2 separate regions of the Mus musculus genome follow, and region 2 is linked to region 1. Evidence: chromatin loops called from intact Hi-C (ENCODE). Cell type or tissue: left cerebral cortex. All regions are shown on one strand. Links, peaks and the distances in the headings refer to the core of each region. The heading gives the core; the rest is flanking DNA.

What was found. Peaks named below come from ENCODE experiments on the same cell type or tissue, not always from the same donor. Only the 100,000 strongest peaks of a DNase experiment are listed, where the experiment ranks them.
Region 2: it touches region 1 in a loop (4-fold over the local background); 7 of 42 quality-filtered maps call a loop at or near these places.

The regions. Positions count from the first base shown.
Region 1 is chr8:30,920,450-30,928,781 of GRCm38, reverse strand. No RefSeq gene overlaps it. Among named protein-coding and RNA genes, the nearest start is that of Gm32735, 9.1 kb to the right of the region's middle. In left cerebral cortex, for the core only: a CTCF peak has its summit at 4,861 (motif pointing right); DNase peaks (open chromatin) are centred at 4,855 and 5,274; H3K4me3 peaks cover 284 bases.
Region 2 is chr8:31,027,505-31,035,836 of GRCm38, reverse strand. No RefSeq gene overlaps it. Among named protein-coding and RNA genes, the nearest start is that of Gm32841, 22 kb to the right of the region's middle. In left cerebral cortex, for the core only: CTCF peaks have their summits at 2,288 (motif pointing right), 3,816 and 4,024 (motif pointing right); DNase peaks (open chromatin) are centred at 1,984, 2,321, 3,317 and 3,964; H3K4me3 peaks cover 1,325 bases; H3K27ac peaks cover 1,450 bases.

The DNA.
Region 1 (8,332 bases), core at 86-8,085:
CATCACAGTATTTCAGAGACAAGGCTTTGTGGGGCTTGGGAACAACCCAAGAAGTATCAGCCTTTACCTCCAGATGCATCTTCCCATCTCTAGAGAAGATGTTGAGGAAAGATGCCAGTAGGTCTTCTCAGTTATATTGTCCTGTCATTTTAATTACTTTCCCTTCCAGGTGCTAATCTAACGTACTATACCCCACACTAGGGGTGGCACTGTATCCTTAGAGAAACAGTAGCAGGAGGAGATGCATTTCTTCCCTAAAAGCTACCCATCCCTGATCCTCTTATCAAATCACTGACCACTCAGAAGGCTGGCTGATTGCAAAGAGGTTAGATTTCAGGGTGGAACAAGCACAAGGGCCTTACTTCCTGATGAACACAGATGAAGTTGTAATTTGCCTTCTTCAATCAACAGCACTGAGTGACTTCGGCAAAGGCCACCGATTACCCACGCTTCCGTAATGGAAATCTGAGATACCTTCGTAGCTGGGTCTTTAAGGTCAGCATTCTGCCCTTTCCCAAGCGCCCTCACTTGTAGGATGATCTCATATGAGTCTGGATGGGTCTTGAGTTTTGCTTTTGAATGCGCATCAAATAATTGCTTTCAAAACAATACCCTCGTGATTAAAAAACCACGGCAGCTAAAAATATTGAAATCAGGAAGCATCCCAAATAAAAGACTTGGCAAAACACATCAGATATGACAATTTTTTTTTTTGCTGCGGAATGTAAAATAGATATCAAAAGACCAAGCAACACATGCGGCGTCGTGAGGAGCCAGGTCTCTGCTTGCTCTCATTTTGTCGAGATATTTCTATATCTCTATGGAATTTTAGCCAATCATATAAATTGTTTGTTTCACTCTGACATCTGTTCAGGTTGACACTTACACTTTTGGGTTGATTATTTTTCTTCCATTTCTGGTCTTGCTGGCGTTTTTTTTTTTTTAAAGAATAAAGTGATGGGCAGGGCGTGGAGTAGAGCAGTGGGGGGTTATTCTATTGGATTCTTTTATCTGCTCTTTCCTCTTTTGCTGATGCAATTCCTGATCTTAACTTCCTGCTGTATTTTAGGCTTTTCCAATTTTCCAAATCTTACTTTTCTTCTTTAATTAAAAAATATTCCCTAAGTTTTCTCCATATACGCTGTATACAGTGCACATGCACTGGTTTTCTCCCTTGATAGAAGACCTCACGATGGTTCCATCACATTGACTCTCATACTTAGATGGAAAGGGCTCATTCTGCATCCAGTGCTCTTCTTCCCTTTCTCTGGGCCCTTCATCATCTCGCCAAATTCAAGAGAGGTCACAGAAAGGACAAACCGTAGTTATGGCTGATAACTTCTGACTTACCACAAGTAAGCTTCACATCGGGGCTGTGAAGTTTGTAGCTAGACTGGGGTGATCCACATGAACTCTGTGAGTGTCTGTATGGAGCAGTGGTTTGGTAGGACCAGAGCAGAAGAAGAGATACAATGATAAAATGGAGCAGAATGTGCCCTCACGCCTGTCTTTTCTTGTAGCATTCCTGTTTCCTATGAGTGGCCAGAGTCAGGGCATCTCCATGGATGCTCCCTCTTCCACAGATGTTCTACCTCTTTGAAGCATCACTGTAGTTCTTAGCTGGGTAATTCTAAGGTGGAGATCTGGGCATGTTTAGGGCTCCAGAATCCTGAAAGACTGCTGCAGTCCTGGAGCAAAGCACCATTTCAGTATATATTCCTTTAAGCAAGATCTTAGTTAATACAATCTTGTTCTCTTCCCTTTTCCTTTGCCACAGAAACTCCCCTCGTGTTGAAATGCAACACCATTAGTTCTCATCTACAACTTGTTAGGTTTCATCTTCCTGTGACCTCATCCCCCACCCCTCACTTTTCAAGGGATTCTATTTATTTTTAAGTGTGTGTGTGTATGTGCGCGCGTGTGTGCATCCACCTCTGTGTGCCTGCAAATCTGTATGTGTACGATGTGTGTGCCAGCACCTTTATAGTTCAGAAGAGGACTTTTGATTCCTGTAACTCGAAGTACAAGCAGCCGTGAGCCACCAGATGTAGGTGCTGGGAATGAAACTCAGGGGTCCTTTGGAAGAGCAGCAAATACTCCTAACTGCAGAGTCATCTCTCCAGCCTTTTGTGCTCTCAGTTCTGTGAGTTCTCAGCCCTCAGTAAACTTTGCATTGCCGTGTGCAATACATGCTCTCCACATAGGTGGGCATAGCTTCATGTCATCCTTAAATCCCTGGAGCAGAATCAGAGACATTCTACTCAACAAGAACTCAATAAATGCTTTCTGGCATTGTCCTACGGATTGATGGTGCCGTGCATGGTCTTCATCTCCATGTAAATACATTATTATTATTATTATTTCCAACTATACTGTTACTCCCTGAGGGAAGTGTGTCTGGTAAATACCAAAGGATATTTGCTGTTCCTTACACAAAGTAGGCACTCATTATAGATGTGCTTCGTGGATAACTAAGCTACACATACACTTTATTGAAATAAATCCTGTGTTCAAATCTGCAGCATATACATAGGGTGAAGTCTTAATAAGGAGAGAGAGGAGAGAGAGAGAGAGAGAGAGAGGAGAGCCTTTCCTCCAGGGAGTCATATGATAGCATCTGCACCATCATAATCTAGCTTTCTATCTAGTTGCTGCAACCCTGGAGTCTGACAGAGAATACCATTTTGGATGTAGCTGGGCATCGTTGATCAGCTGCATGTTTGGTGTAAGACTCAGATTAAATTAATTGTGTTTGAGGTGCCTTGAGTTGTTTAACCAACAAACTTCATGCATTGCTTCTTACTTAGTGACTTCCCAATATGAGTTCAAACCAAACTATCAATACCAGCTCTGTCCTCGGCATGGGACTGAGAGACAAGTTGAATTTTGACCCCTTCCTCACCGAGGGCTCATAACTGGGACACATAAACAGTGCTTATTTCTGAGTGTGAGAACAGAGATAAAAAAAGGGCACTCTTGCAGTGATTAATGTTGACTGCAGTAATTCTAGCACACCTTGCAAATAAATTGACATTTGAGTTGGCCCTCGATATTGGATTTTGACAGGCAAAGGCCGGAGGAAAGAGCAACTCAGACAGGTGAAACCGGATAAACCGAGCGTGGAAGTGTGAAGCTTTTTGTCCTAAATGGGCAGTGGAGGGCTGGACTTGGGTGTGGTTTGAATATAGATTTTTTTTTTCAAGGCCCAAGACTGAGAAGTTGTACTTAGCTTTTCCAGGTCAGATCAGGCTTTTGGCTAAGTTTTATTTTGTCCAGCAAAAGTGTTTTTTCTTTTCTTTTCTTTTCTTTTCTTTTCTTTTCTTTTCTTTTCTTTTCTTTTCTTTTCTCTTCTTTTCTCTTCTTTTCTCTTCTTTTCTCTTCTTTTCTCTTCTTTTCTCTTCTCTTCTCTTCTCTTCTCTTCTCTTCTCTTCTCTTCTCTTCTCTTCTCTTCTCTTCTCTTCTTTCTTCCTTCCTTCTCTCTCTCTCTCTCTCTCTCTCTCTCTCTCTCTCTCTCTCTCTCTCTCTCTCTCTCTCTCTCTCCCTCATTGCTGCCAACATAAGAATCAGGAGATTTCACATCCATACTAGATTTCTGGCTGCTTTCAAAAGAAAAATAACAATACCAAGCCCGTGTTTCCTGAAGGCAGTAACTGGCTATACTGAGTAATGGCTTCTCTTTGGAGACTATCCGCGACAGTCCTGTCTCACTGGCTTCAGTCACTCACAGGCAGGTGTCTGAGTTTGCACCTTGTGACCTCCGAGCTTTACTGGTGGCTACATCCTGGAAGAAAGTGGCATCTGCTCCAGGGATCTTTCTCCAGAATTTGACTAAATGTACATCTGGATGGCTCTTGGGAATCAGCGAGCTCTTGAAGGGAAGAAAAGCGTCTGCCAGTCAGCCAGTTGCTGCTCTGAGTTCTCCTGTTTGCCTAATTCCATCTTAGGCTGGCTCACCTGAGGGATTTTCAGAGGCTGGGGATAAGGACCCTCATGCCTTTGAAAAGATCTCTCGCCATGGCAACCTACAATGTTTTTTGTCAATCTGAGAGCTTGTTAGCATCACATCTTTGGTTTATCTTTTCCCTATAAGCAAGTTTTCTCTTCGTCTACATCGCACAGTAGCAGCATGCTAACGAGAGCCCAAATCCATTTTCAGAACAAAGGGAGGAATATATGTGTTTCTCTCTCTCTCTTTTACTTTCTTTGTTCATTTCTTATGCCAATCAAATGCTCATTCTCACTGGTCATTTGTGAACTACACTTGGCACTGGTACACAGCACCAGTGTGGGACTTCAGAAGGCATGTGTATACTCGAATCTAAACACCCAGCAATATACATAACAAAACAGTTGTTTGTGTTCTCTGTACACACGGAGACCTGTGAGCACAAACGTGCTCTGTGCCTGATGCCTATTAAGGGCGAGAAGTCCTAACTGACATAACCTTCTTTTCATAAGAATAAGAGAGAAGGTTATTGAGTCTGTGAGCTAATCTGTCTAATTAGGTGCCTCTAAGCAAAATGCATAAGATTTACATGAATTATCCTAACATGCAAAGAATAGGATACAGGAAGGAAAAACTCAAGGAAATTTGCATTTAGATGAGGAGGGGGAGTTCGGGGGTTACCAGCTAGGATCCGGTCTTTTATGTTTTGAAGCTAGGCTTAAGCGTTGTTGCAGATGGATAGCTAAGCCAGTAAAGACTGCCATAGTATCTTGGACTTTCAAGCACTTGCTCCAAGCCTTGTCTGCCCCATGCAGGGTGAAACAGGCCTGGGGCGCCCATCAGGAAGCTTCATTAAGGCAGTGCGTGGGAATCGGCTTCCGTCCTGGAGGCTGGAGGGCTGAAGGACAATTCAGCCTCTAGGTGGCAGTGTTGTATCTATGCTAAGACGCCCCGTGCTTTGGCTGGCTAAATACCTGAGACAGAAAATGGTGAAAAGGAGAGGAAAGGGGGGGGGAAAAAAAGAAAAAAAAATCAAAACAAAAAACACAAAACACAAAACAAAAAATAAACCCAACCGAAAAACAAAACCCAAAAAACGTCCTAGCCCCGCTGTTCACACTACCCGAGAGCATCCTTCCACACCATCTTACCGACTTCATGACTTAACTCTATACGGTTTATTAAATATTAATATCAGTAGTTCTTGGACTCCTAAGATCTGCTCATTCTGTTGAAAGCTGCACTGCTCGAGAGATTGCTTGCCTCCTTCAGTGCTCTCTGCTTTCCCTTTCCACATGGTTGCTGCCAATCACAGGTTGATGGCGGTGATTCTGGAAGAAGGAATGTCTACTCTGTGTCTTGTCTCCAGAAGACAGGATGGTTGGTAATGAAAATCAGGGCTAAGAGGAGTCTGTGTGATCGGAGGTGGCAGACAGACCCTGGGTGGGATTTTGGGGAGAAAGCTAATTGCTAACTTCCTTGCTTCTTTCTTTCTGGTGCTGACAGCTCTGAACGAGGTAAGAAATGCCTTCTGATAACTGGTTGAGGATAGGAGGCTAAAGTTATTAGGGCCGCCTCAGTCTCCCCAGTGCTGAGATGGGAGATTCTGCTGACCGACTGGGGAACACTTTCAGAGGTTAGGTGTTTGGGGAATGTGGTAGAAGTTTCAGGAGATAAGGATGTCATGAGCAACAGCAAGAAAGGCAACGTTCAGATAACACTTTTCAAAACTTCCATCTTGTTATGTTTTGAACATGAAATATCCCTTATAGGGTCGTCCTTTGAATGTGCTGTCCCTGGGTGGTGGTATTATCTTGGCAGGTGGTGGGAACGTAGGGAATGGAATCCACCTGGAGAAAGTAGGATGTTTTGGAGGTCATACTTGGTCCTCGGTTCCTTCAGGTTCCCGGTTCCCTGCTTCCTGCTTCCTTTGAGGTAAAGCCACCTTTTTGTTTTGTTTGTTTGTTTGTTTGGTTTTGGTTTTTTTCGAGACAGGGTTTCTCTGTGCAGCCCTGGCTGTCCTGGAACTCACTCTGTAGACCAGGCTGTTCTTGAACTCAGAGATCCCCCTGCCTCTGCCTCCCGAGTGCTGGGATTAAAGACATGCGCCACCTCGCCTGGTTTACGCGATGTTCTGTCCCAGCACACGAGGCTCGGCTACCATGAATGAAACCCTCTGAAACTGGGAACCCAAATGAGTTCCCCTGAAAGCTGTTTTTCTCAGATATTTGGTAGGCAAACTATCTTACTCCTCCCCTCCTCTCGCCTTAATAATTTACTCTTCTCCTCACAGCATTGTTGTTAGAAAGACAATAATGTTGTCAGAGCATCCTCAAGGTCTTAGAGAGAGCTAGAGCCGGTGCCCTGAGTTCTCCTTTTTCTCTTTCAACTTCAAACACACGCTTCTGTTAATAAGTAATATTCAAGTCTGACAGAGCAACATTTGCCCTACTCGACACCTAAGAATCAAACTAGATATTATGCTTAGGGCACAGTAATAAGAAAATGCACCGGCTTTCTCCCAGACTTTCCATTAGTTTATCTTCTTAAATGAAAAATCTGACTTTACATTGACTCAAGAAGCGATACCTTTAGGGCACGATGCCTGTGTTCTTGTCAGTTTTGCTCTAGTTTCTTTGGCTTATCACTTTCTTTTCCTGTGCCTCAGTGGTGTTCTCTGTAAAATAGGCTGACCAAACGTTTTCTAGGCTTTGGACATCTAGGGAAAATGAACTAATATTTTAAGTGTCAGGAATGCAAAAATAGCAAATTATTAAGCCCAAACCTTAGGGAACCCACTAAGAATATGTGATATCCTTTGCCTGATTACATCTTTGAGTTTTGTAAAAGTTTATAATGGATGAAATAGTACTTAACAGCTTCATAAACCAAGTCTTCTGCCTGTTTAAACGGTCCTCACTCTTATTATTTCAACTAATGAATTTTGCCAGGCATCTCCGTTATAGCCGTATGATTTATAAAGATTGTATTTACCTTTTCTTCTTATAAGAACCTAATGAGACCAAATTGGTTGCGTGTAATCAGACACCGGCCTTTTTCATCTCTTCAGGTTTTATTTACGAAAGCTTATTAGAGCAAACACACGGAGCGGTGCGCAGCGAGCGTGTGCTAGGTTTTGCCTAATGATCCCAAACAGCTAATAGAGAATGCAGATAATGAAATGACAGGCTGAGAAGAAAGGCCATGCTCACAGGGCTCTTTCTAAAATCCTTACCTAGGCACAATGCCCGATAACGGGGCTTGGCCTAAGGACATGTTCTGTACAGATAATGAGCTTAAGAGTATATTGCTGATTGCTGATCCGAGAAGCTAAGGGTTATGGTCTGTTTCCCAGCCTTGTACGACTCATAGAGGGGCTATGTGTAAAGTGTACAATGCAGAACCATGACTGTAGAAGCAGCTAAGATGGGAGAGCCGATTCATAAATCAGAGGAGGCGGTGAACTGGGCTACGTTTACCCCCTACAATTAAAATGAAAACTCACTACTGATAGTGAAGAGGTCAGCTTAGGGCCTTTGGAAAATTCCACCAGACCCCAGAGCATGAAGGCCCCTCCCTTCCCAGAAGAGAGAGGTCATGGAGCACGTAGGCACCCTTCCCCTCCAGAAGAGAGAGGCTGATTACATTCCTCAGGAAGACCACAGAGGGGAACCGGGCCTTTGGCTACCTGTAGATGAGGAAGCCCTTGCTACTTCACTCCCTAATGACCAATCAGTTTAACAGTCACACTGTTCTGCCAATCACATTGTGCCCAGTGGCTGCTACTCTATTCTAACCCTGAAGACTGTATAAAAACTGGTTAAACAATCAGACTGCCCGGGGTCGTTGCCTCTTGTTTGTGTGCAGGACGACCCAAGTGCGCTGGGACAATAAACTCCTCTTGCTTTTACATCAATCTCCGGCTCCGAGTGGTCCACTGAGTGTAGAGGGAATCCCTGGTAGCTAAGGCTCATCAGAGTCTTACATTAGGGATGTCTCCCTTCTTGGAGGTAGCTGGATGGAGTCTGTCACTTGTCCATCCTCTCCAAAGACATAAGCAAAACATTACACTGGGCAGGTTGCTTATGGCCAGCACTCTCACGACTCTGTCATTGACAGTCTTTACAGAGCATCTCCACACCTTCCTCAATATCACATCCCTCTTTTTCTAATTAAAGAAAAAGACATGTTCCAACGTCAGAAAAAAATATTGAATTACCCCCCCCCCAACCTGACTCAGCAGAAGTCCCAAAGATGAGGGATGGCTTGGTTGCTCCCCTAGATGTCAACCGTAAATATTTTGAATCCTCTGAATATTCTCCTGCTTTGATGATATGGAAATTCATGCCAATCCATGTCTGAAGCCATTTACACAGTTATTTCCCC
Region 2 (8,332 bases), core at 64-8,063, 110 kb before region 1:
TGTATGTGCAGGTGTGTGCATGTATGTAGATCTGTGTATGTGCAGGTATGTATGTGTGTGTGCACATACATGTACACACATTTGAGAAGTGATAGGTGACACACACACACACACACACACACACACACACACACACACACACACACACATTTGTGTTCCCAGAAGGAAAAGGACTTGCTACTCATCAACTCCTGCTCCCATGGACTGGCTGCCTTGTAAAATCAGACACTGAATGTGGAGACTGACCATTGAGTAATTCATCTCAATTGAAAGACAATTGAAAGCCAAGCTGCTCCTGTGACAACTTGACAAGCTCTAGTGTCCTTTTGGAGACAGTCCTCTGTGAACATCTGGAGAGATTTTTCTGGGTCCTTGGGAAGCCCTACCCTGAATATAGGTGCCTCATTCTATTTAGGGCCACACCCCAAATGAGAAAAAACAATGAGAAGGAAAATGATGCAGGACTAGAATTCCTGCTGTTTCCTGACTGGGTCACTATGACAACTGCCTTATCCTTCCATCACTAAGTCTTTTCATTATGATAGGCTGTATCCATTTTCTTCTTCTTTTCCTCCTCCTCCTCCTCCTCTTCCTCTTCCTCTTCCTCCTCCTCCTCCTCCTCCTCCTCCTCCTCCTCCTCCTCTTCTTCTTCTTCTTCTTCTTCTTCTTCTTCTTCTTCTTCTTCTTCTTCTTCTTTTTTGGTTTTTTGAGACAGGGTTTCTCTGTGTAGCCCTGGCTGCCCTGGAACTCACTCTGTAGACCAGGCTGGCCTCGAACTCAAATCCACCTGCCTCTGCCTCCCAAGTGCTGGGATTAAAGGCGTGCACCACCGCTGCCCGGCTTGTATCCATTTTCAAACTGTGTACTGGCTAGCTTTATGTCAAATTGATGGTAACCAGAGTCATCAGAGAGGAGGGAGCATCAGTAGGGAAAATGCCTCTATAAGATCAGGTTGTAGGCAAGCCTGTGGACATTACTTTTACTAGTGACGAATCGCTAGTGATTGATTTGGGAGGCTCAGCTTATTGTGGGTGGGGCTACCCCTTGGATGTGGTCCTGTGTTCTATAAGAAAACAGGCTGACCAAACCTGCGGAGTCAGCCAGTGGCAACACTCCTCTGTGGCCTCAGCATCTGCTCCTGCCCCTAGGTTCCTGCTTGTGTTCCTGTCCTGACTCTCTTCAGAGATGGACTATGGTGTGGACATGTAAGCTGAATAAACCCTTTCCTTCCCAAGTTGCTTTTGGTCGTGGTGTTCTATCACAGCAATAGGAACCCTAAATAAGACAGAAATCGGTACCAGCATAGCACGGTTTTGCTGTGACAGACCTGAGCATGTTTTTGGGAAGATTGTGGGAGGACCTTGGAACTCTGGGTGAGAAAAATCGTTGCGTGTTGAGGGTCAGTGGATTGGTTTTGTCAGAGCTTTGAAGATAAGAAGACTGAGAGCAAGGCAGAAGACAGAGGCCTGACTTGGAAAGTTTAGTCTATGGGGCCATTTGTTATTTTTGAATTAAGAGTCTATCATTCTGGTCAGCTGTGGTGAACAAGAAACCAGCTTCGTCGGAGTGAAACCTTTGCTTTACTGGGACAATAGATGCTGGTCAGGTGGAGCTAGGAAATGAGCAGTAATTAAGAAGAGACCAGGTTCACTGTGGTGAAGTCTCCTGGGAAGTGGTTCCTTGCAGTCAGCAGACAGGAACTGTGTTCCAGCGGTTGTTGTAAAGGCCGAACCTTGCGCAGGCCACTGAACTTGGTAGCGTGTAAGAGTCGCCTAGGAGGTATGGTGGTACTGGTTCTGAAGGGATGGAGGTGTCGTGGAAAGTTCGTAGGCCTCTGTATCAGCTCCTGTGTCCAGGTTCCTGTCCTGACTTCCCCCAATGATGGACTAGGATGTGGGAGTGTAAGCCAAATAGACCCTTCCCTCCCCACCTTGCTTTTGGTCATAGTGTTTCACTACAGCCATAGTAACCCTAACAAAGACAAACAGTGAGCCGAACAAACCCTTCCTTCCTTAAGTTGCTTTTATCATATATTTTGACAAATCAAGGAAAAAAGTAACTAATATACCACGTAAGTGGATAAGAGAGAGAAATTGTTAGTAACAAGGTAAGTTTAGTGAAACAAACAGTGAATTTAGCTAGCTATAAGAGGAACCTACTATAACAATGCACAGCGCTTTTAGGATAATAGATCTATTTATCCAAACAGGGCAGCACCGATTTGTCAAGGCAATTGATTTTTCTTTTTTAAATCCTTTGCCTCAGAGGGATGCGATTCCACTTTTGTACAGCAGGTGGCGCTGTGAGCACCGGAATCCTGCTCAGCCACGGTTGGCTGCGTCTGCGTGGTGAATGCCAAGGCAGACAAGCTTGTTTGTATTACAGGAGTCTGTTGCTTTTCAGAATTTCATTAAGGAGAGAAAGGCTATTCTTATTGCAATTACAATCAGTTTACATTTCCAATGTGCCTCTAGTACCGGCAAAGACCGCAGCACTGTCGAAAGTGCCTGAGTGGCTTTTTCGGAAAACCGAAGCAGGGATTTGCTGAGTTCTTGCCTGCAGTGAAATAAATCTTTTAATTGTATTTACAGATGAAGATTCGTAGTAAATCTTGGCGAGAGACGCTCTGGAAATATTTGTTATGTTGGCCGTATCTGCACTGTTTTTTTTTTTTTTTAAAGATGAAGTTATTATGTTTTTAGATGAAGTTATTATTTTTTGTATTTTATTGTCTCTGTTCTTTCATATCTGTTGAAAATGACTTATTAGCCGGGCAGTGGTGGCGCACGCCTTTAATCCCAGCACTTGGGAGCCAGAGGCAGTCTGATTTCTGGGTTGGAGGCCCGCCTGGTGTACAAAGTGAGTTCCAGGACATCCAGGGCTATACAGAGAAAGCCTGTCTCGGGGGGGGGGGGGGGGGAAGAAAGAAAGAAAAATGACTTAGTAGATGATCAATATTTGGTAAAAAAAATTTTTTTTAACCATGTTCTTAGATTGGCACAGAGCATATAAATCCTTGAATTCTGAGGTCTGTGAGAGTAGCCTTTGGATCTTAATTTTCTTAACTGGTCTTCATCCTGATAGAAAATTTGGTGAAATAAAGACATTGAGTTCTTCCCACAGCCAGCCGTTTTGGCGAGATGGGAATTGTACTCCTCGGAGTGTTCTAGAAAAAGCTGATTCAAAGCAACCTTCATATATTTGAAATGTCTTATTTTCTCATTATGCAAATTGTGCGTGATTCCACTTATGGGGGGGTCTCCCGAGTAGTCAAATTCATAGAAAACAGAGAGCAGAATGGTGACCAGCAGGGCTTAGGGGAACAGGGAGTGAGTGGGAAGCTGTTTACAGAGTAGGGTTTCTGTTTTGCTTGCTCGAGAGATTCTGGAGTGTTGTCTGTGTGCACCGAGAAGCGATTGGGATGGCACAGCCTTTTGATAGCGTCCTTGGCGTAATTGCAAATTTAAAACAGAGGGTTTGGACAGTGGTGGTCGGTGGCCTACGGTTAGCATCCTGAGGGCTCAGGCTGGCTCACTTGCAGCAGTTCAATGCAGTGGCCGTCGGCTACAGTACACCATGCATGCCAGTGGATGAGAGTCAGGTCCCGCAACTACTGTGTAGGTCTGAGGTCTTCCGGGGGGGGGGGGGGAGGGTGCAGGCTCTGCCTTTGCAGCTGAGATGTAGTGTCAACTTCCCTCACACCCGGAAGCCTCTGTTTGGGTTCCTTCCACCCAGCTCTGCAGGGAACACCTTTTTCTATAGATGTAAAAGGAGTGAGTAGCCCGGAGGACCCAAACCAGAATCCTGCATCAGCTTGTCCTGCCCTTTCCACCCGTTCAGGCTTCTTGTCCTTCTTAGCTTGGCCTTTTTGCGCCTCCTGCTGGCCCCGGAAGGACCTGAGCTTGGTGTCCTCTATCGCAGAGGAAGACCTGTGCCAGCCTCCTCACCCCCCCGCCCCCGCCCCCCACGCTGTTCCCTTGTTCATTTCCCTACTTGCGCTGAAGCTGTAGTTACTCTGGTGAAACAGTAGGTGGCGGTGTGGCAGACGATGCCTCTGCTCTGTGCTGCACAGCCTGCCTTTGTCTCCAAGCCTGCTACCAGAGAACATGTCAGAATGGCCAGTTTGAGTCAAATTCTGATCATCACCTCAAAAAAATTCCCCAAACAAAATAAGAAAACACTCCCCCCAAACAACAAAAACCCTCACACCCCTACTTGTTCCCCCACTCCCAACAAATAACTAAGAAAGAAACTTGGCCAAGAGAAACAAAGACACATTCATTATGTGACTCAAACGGGTAGTAAGTACCGTGTGTAGTTAAGTAAGATTTTATGGAGACTCTTAGCACACTTAAATCATATTTGTTGATCCAGCATGCAAAGTGATATGTTTGCTTATATTTTCTATTATGTTCCTAACAACTATGTGTGAGTGTATGTGTGTGTTTGTGTAGTTGAGGATATGTATGTATTTATTTATGTATGTGTGTGTGGTGAGTGGATGTGGTGTATGTGTGTATTGAAATAGCAAAGCCTTTAAGAAGGAGAATTTTGATAGGCAGTGTTTATTCTATTATTTTCTGTTTTGGTTTCTGAGGTCTTACTACATCCTTTAGGCCACTCTGAAGTTCACTGTGTGGCCCAGGTGGTCCTCACACTCATGATCCTCCTTCCCTTATTTCCTGTTTGCTAAGATACGAACCTGCGTTGCCATACCCAGTAGCAGATTTTAAATACCAGGAAAACAATTAATACAGGAAAAATGCCCTCTCCTCTCCTAGTTGGTAAAAGGTTACAGTAATATGGAACTGTAGGAAGAGTCTTGGCTTTTGAAAATAAAGGACTTGGATTTAAGTAATTACTATGTTCCAAGACCTCACGAGAGCCACCCCACATCTCAAAGGCCTGGCCAGCTTCCTCACTTATGAGTATGACAGTCCTCCTTGTTTCTCCCAGAGTTGTTGGGTGGACTGGGCAAGTTGATGGCTGTGGTGGTCTGAATAAGAATGGGCCCCATAAGTGCATATATTTGAATGCTCATATATTTGGAAGAAATGTGAGTGTGGGGGGAGGGGGGAGGAGGTTGTGGGGAGTGGATTTTGTGATTTCAAAAGCTCACACCATGTCCAGTGTCAATTCTCTCTCTGCCTGTGGACCAGGATGTAACTCTCAGTTAGTGCTCCATGTTGCCTGTGCCCTGGACAGCCCTCCACCCAACTCTACCTGCCCTTGGTGTTTGGGGATGAGTTGGCACAGAGTCAACGACACAGACTCTGGGAATAGGTGAGAAACCTGCAGCAAGCTCATCTGAGCACTGCTCCTCCCCCCCACACTCACATTTCTTCCAAATATATTAGCATTCCAAATATATGCGCTTATGGGGCCCATTCTTATTCAGACCACCATAGTCATCAACTCGCCCAGTCTACCCAACAACTCTGGGAGAAACAAGGAGGACTGTCATACTTATAAGTGAGCACTGCAAGCTCCTTTAATACCCTCCACCCACACCCCCATTGGTCCCAAGAAAATATCTATGCTAAACAGCAGTTCCTGATTGACTGGCATTGTCTGCACCAGCAATCCTTGTTCTCTCAGGCAGTCCTCAGTTGGGTTCTTCAGCAGGAGATGTTTTTGTGGCTGGGTGGCTGGCCCCCAGTGTTTGCATAGAGGCGGGCCCTGCTGTTCCTGCTACACTCTGGTGTGTGCTTGCTGCCAAGCATGATAATGGACTAAACCTCTGAAACTGTAAGCAAGCCCCCAATTAAATGTTTTCTTTTGTAAGAGATGTCTTGGTCATGGTGTCTCTTCCCAGCAGTCGAGCTATTGCTAAGACAATAATGAACTAGTGCTATGACAATGGCAAGCTAACACTTAGGGATGCTAATGTCCTCATTATAAAATCTGATCAGAAGTATTAATACTTGACATCTAACACATTAAACAAAATGAGTTGCGAGAGGACAGAAAGTAGAGCCACAAGCAGGAAATGAGTCAGAGAGGACAGTAGTGTTTACCCATATCCGAGCTACTCTGTTTTTTAACTCTCACATACAAACGAACCCAAATTGGCATCAAGGGGTAAGCCCTTATTATGAGCTTGGAGGTTTTTCAGTTGAGAGCCTAACCTTTAACAGCTGAGCCTTTGCTCCAGCCCAAACTTGGACTGTTTGAAGAGTCAAGTGTCTTCTCTCTTTCCTATTTCAGTTCCCCTACTACCCAGACTTAGAACTGTGGCTGTTAACAGCTGAGGATACCCTTGCCGCCTGTTCTCATGCATACTTTCTTATATGGTGGGGATCAGATCTGGTGGAGTTCGCATCTAACATGTCTCCTAAGTGCCCGTGGGTTACAGCCACCTCCCAACTGTGGTGCTCTTGGGAGACAGTGGAACCTGTCAGAGGTGGGGCCCGGTGGGAAGAGTTTAGGAGAGGGGGACTGCACTGCTGCTGGGGGTATCACAGTGCTGGAAGCCCTGTCTCTTTTGTTAGGCTCTGCCTGCGAGCTGAACGATTTGACACATGCTTCTGCGATTAGATGCTGTCTTGCCTGAGGCTCTGAAGCAATCATTGCATCATGGACTTCATGATCAAACCCCTCTCTCACGGTTAAGTTACATATCAGAGTATTTTGTGGAAGGCTGACGATTACAATATTGCACATGTAATTTTGTATACTTGCCTTTGACTTAAAGCCACATGTAGACTTTTGCTTATGCTTTAACTATCCATAAATCCTATGAGTAGATGCAGGGTATATGTTGGGTTTATTCTAATCGACTCAGCCAGCTACTTCACATTACCCATTTTAAACATAAATACCAAGGTTTTGTTACCCTCTCTGACTCCAGACCCAATTCTTTATCTTTGTTGGGAGAGCAAGGACTGCTCCACGAATTATGGTTCCTTCGAGAAGTTTTAGTCAGGCACGGATTTGCAAAAAGGAGGTGGGGGAGGTCTCTCTGAGATTCAAAAATATCTGTAACCCTATTAGCCCTCACCACAAATTTCTTTTGTGAAGGATGGAAGAGGCCGCGGTATCCTGTTTCCTCTGCACGGCCATGGCTGACCTGCATTTTCTGCAGCATCCTAACAAATGAGAGGCCCCCTCTGAGTCAATAGTAATTATAGGAATTTATCACAATTGCCAATCAAGGTGTTCTGAAGAGACTCATCTTTCTTGTTAAATTAGCTTTCGCTGCACACAAACAGTGAGTTATCTTTAGGAAATCAATTGCGGGGAAATTGCAGCTTTCATGAAGCGATATCACCTTGCCAGCCATCTTGCTGCACCTAATTCCTCTAGCAAGAAATTCTGTTGGGCTCCACATGACTTTCTTTTTTGAGTGTGTGTGTGTGTGTGTGGGGTTATATTTCAATGGAGCCAACATGGAAAAGCTGACTAACTTCTCAAAGTCTAAGAATAAACGCAGAGACCAGGAGCTTGGAAATCTCTTAAGATACTGCAGCCAATTAAGTGATAAGCCTGAAAGTGGTCCATGCTAGGGCGTGTCATGTCGGAAGACTTTATCCAGTGGGTTTGAGAATAGGTATCCCCGGTAGGAGAGTCTACTTGCCTCTTTGTCTGTACCCACAGCAGGAGGAACTGCAGTTGGGAGAGACGTTGAGTAATTTAGAAATTGTCATTAATGCTCAGAAGGCTTGGTGATAAGGTGTGGTCAGGGATCATTCACAGAAGGGGCATTTCAGCACTTGATCTCAGCATCAGGGCCCCCCCACCCCCTTCATCGGATGTATGACTGATTGATGCTGTAAGATGGTAATTAATATGCAGTGAGCTGGGAATTACTATGTGGTTTTAAAGACTCTATGAGCCTTTCCTCCTGGAACATTTACAGATGTGATAGGTGATGCCAACTGTGGAAGTGAGATAGAAACCTGCACTTTCTTTAGTAGAACCCACCTGGGCACGACTTGTGACAAAACACTGGGCATCATCAGGAGAACTTTTTTAAAATTGGATATTTTCTTTTTTTACATTTCAAATGTTTTCCCCTTTCCAGGTCTCCCCTTCAGAGCCCCCTATCCCATCCCCCTCCCTCTGCCTCTATGAGGGTGATCCCCCACCTACCCACCCACTCCTGCCTTCCCGCCCTGGCATTCCCCTACACTGGGGTATTGAACACCCTCAGGTTCAAGGGCCTTTCCTCCCACTGACATACAACAAGGCCATCCTCTGCCACATATGTGGCCAGCGCCATGGGTCCCTCCGTGTATATTCTTTGGTTGGTGGTTCAGTCCCTTGGGAGCTCTGTGGGGTGGGGGTGGGGGTCTGGTCTGTTGACACTGTTGCTCCCTCCGTGGGGCTGCAA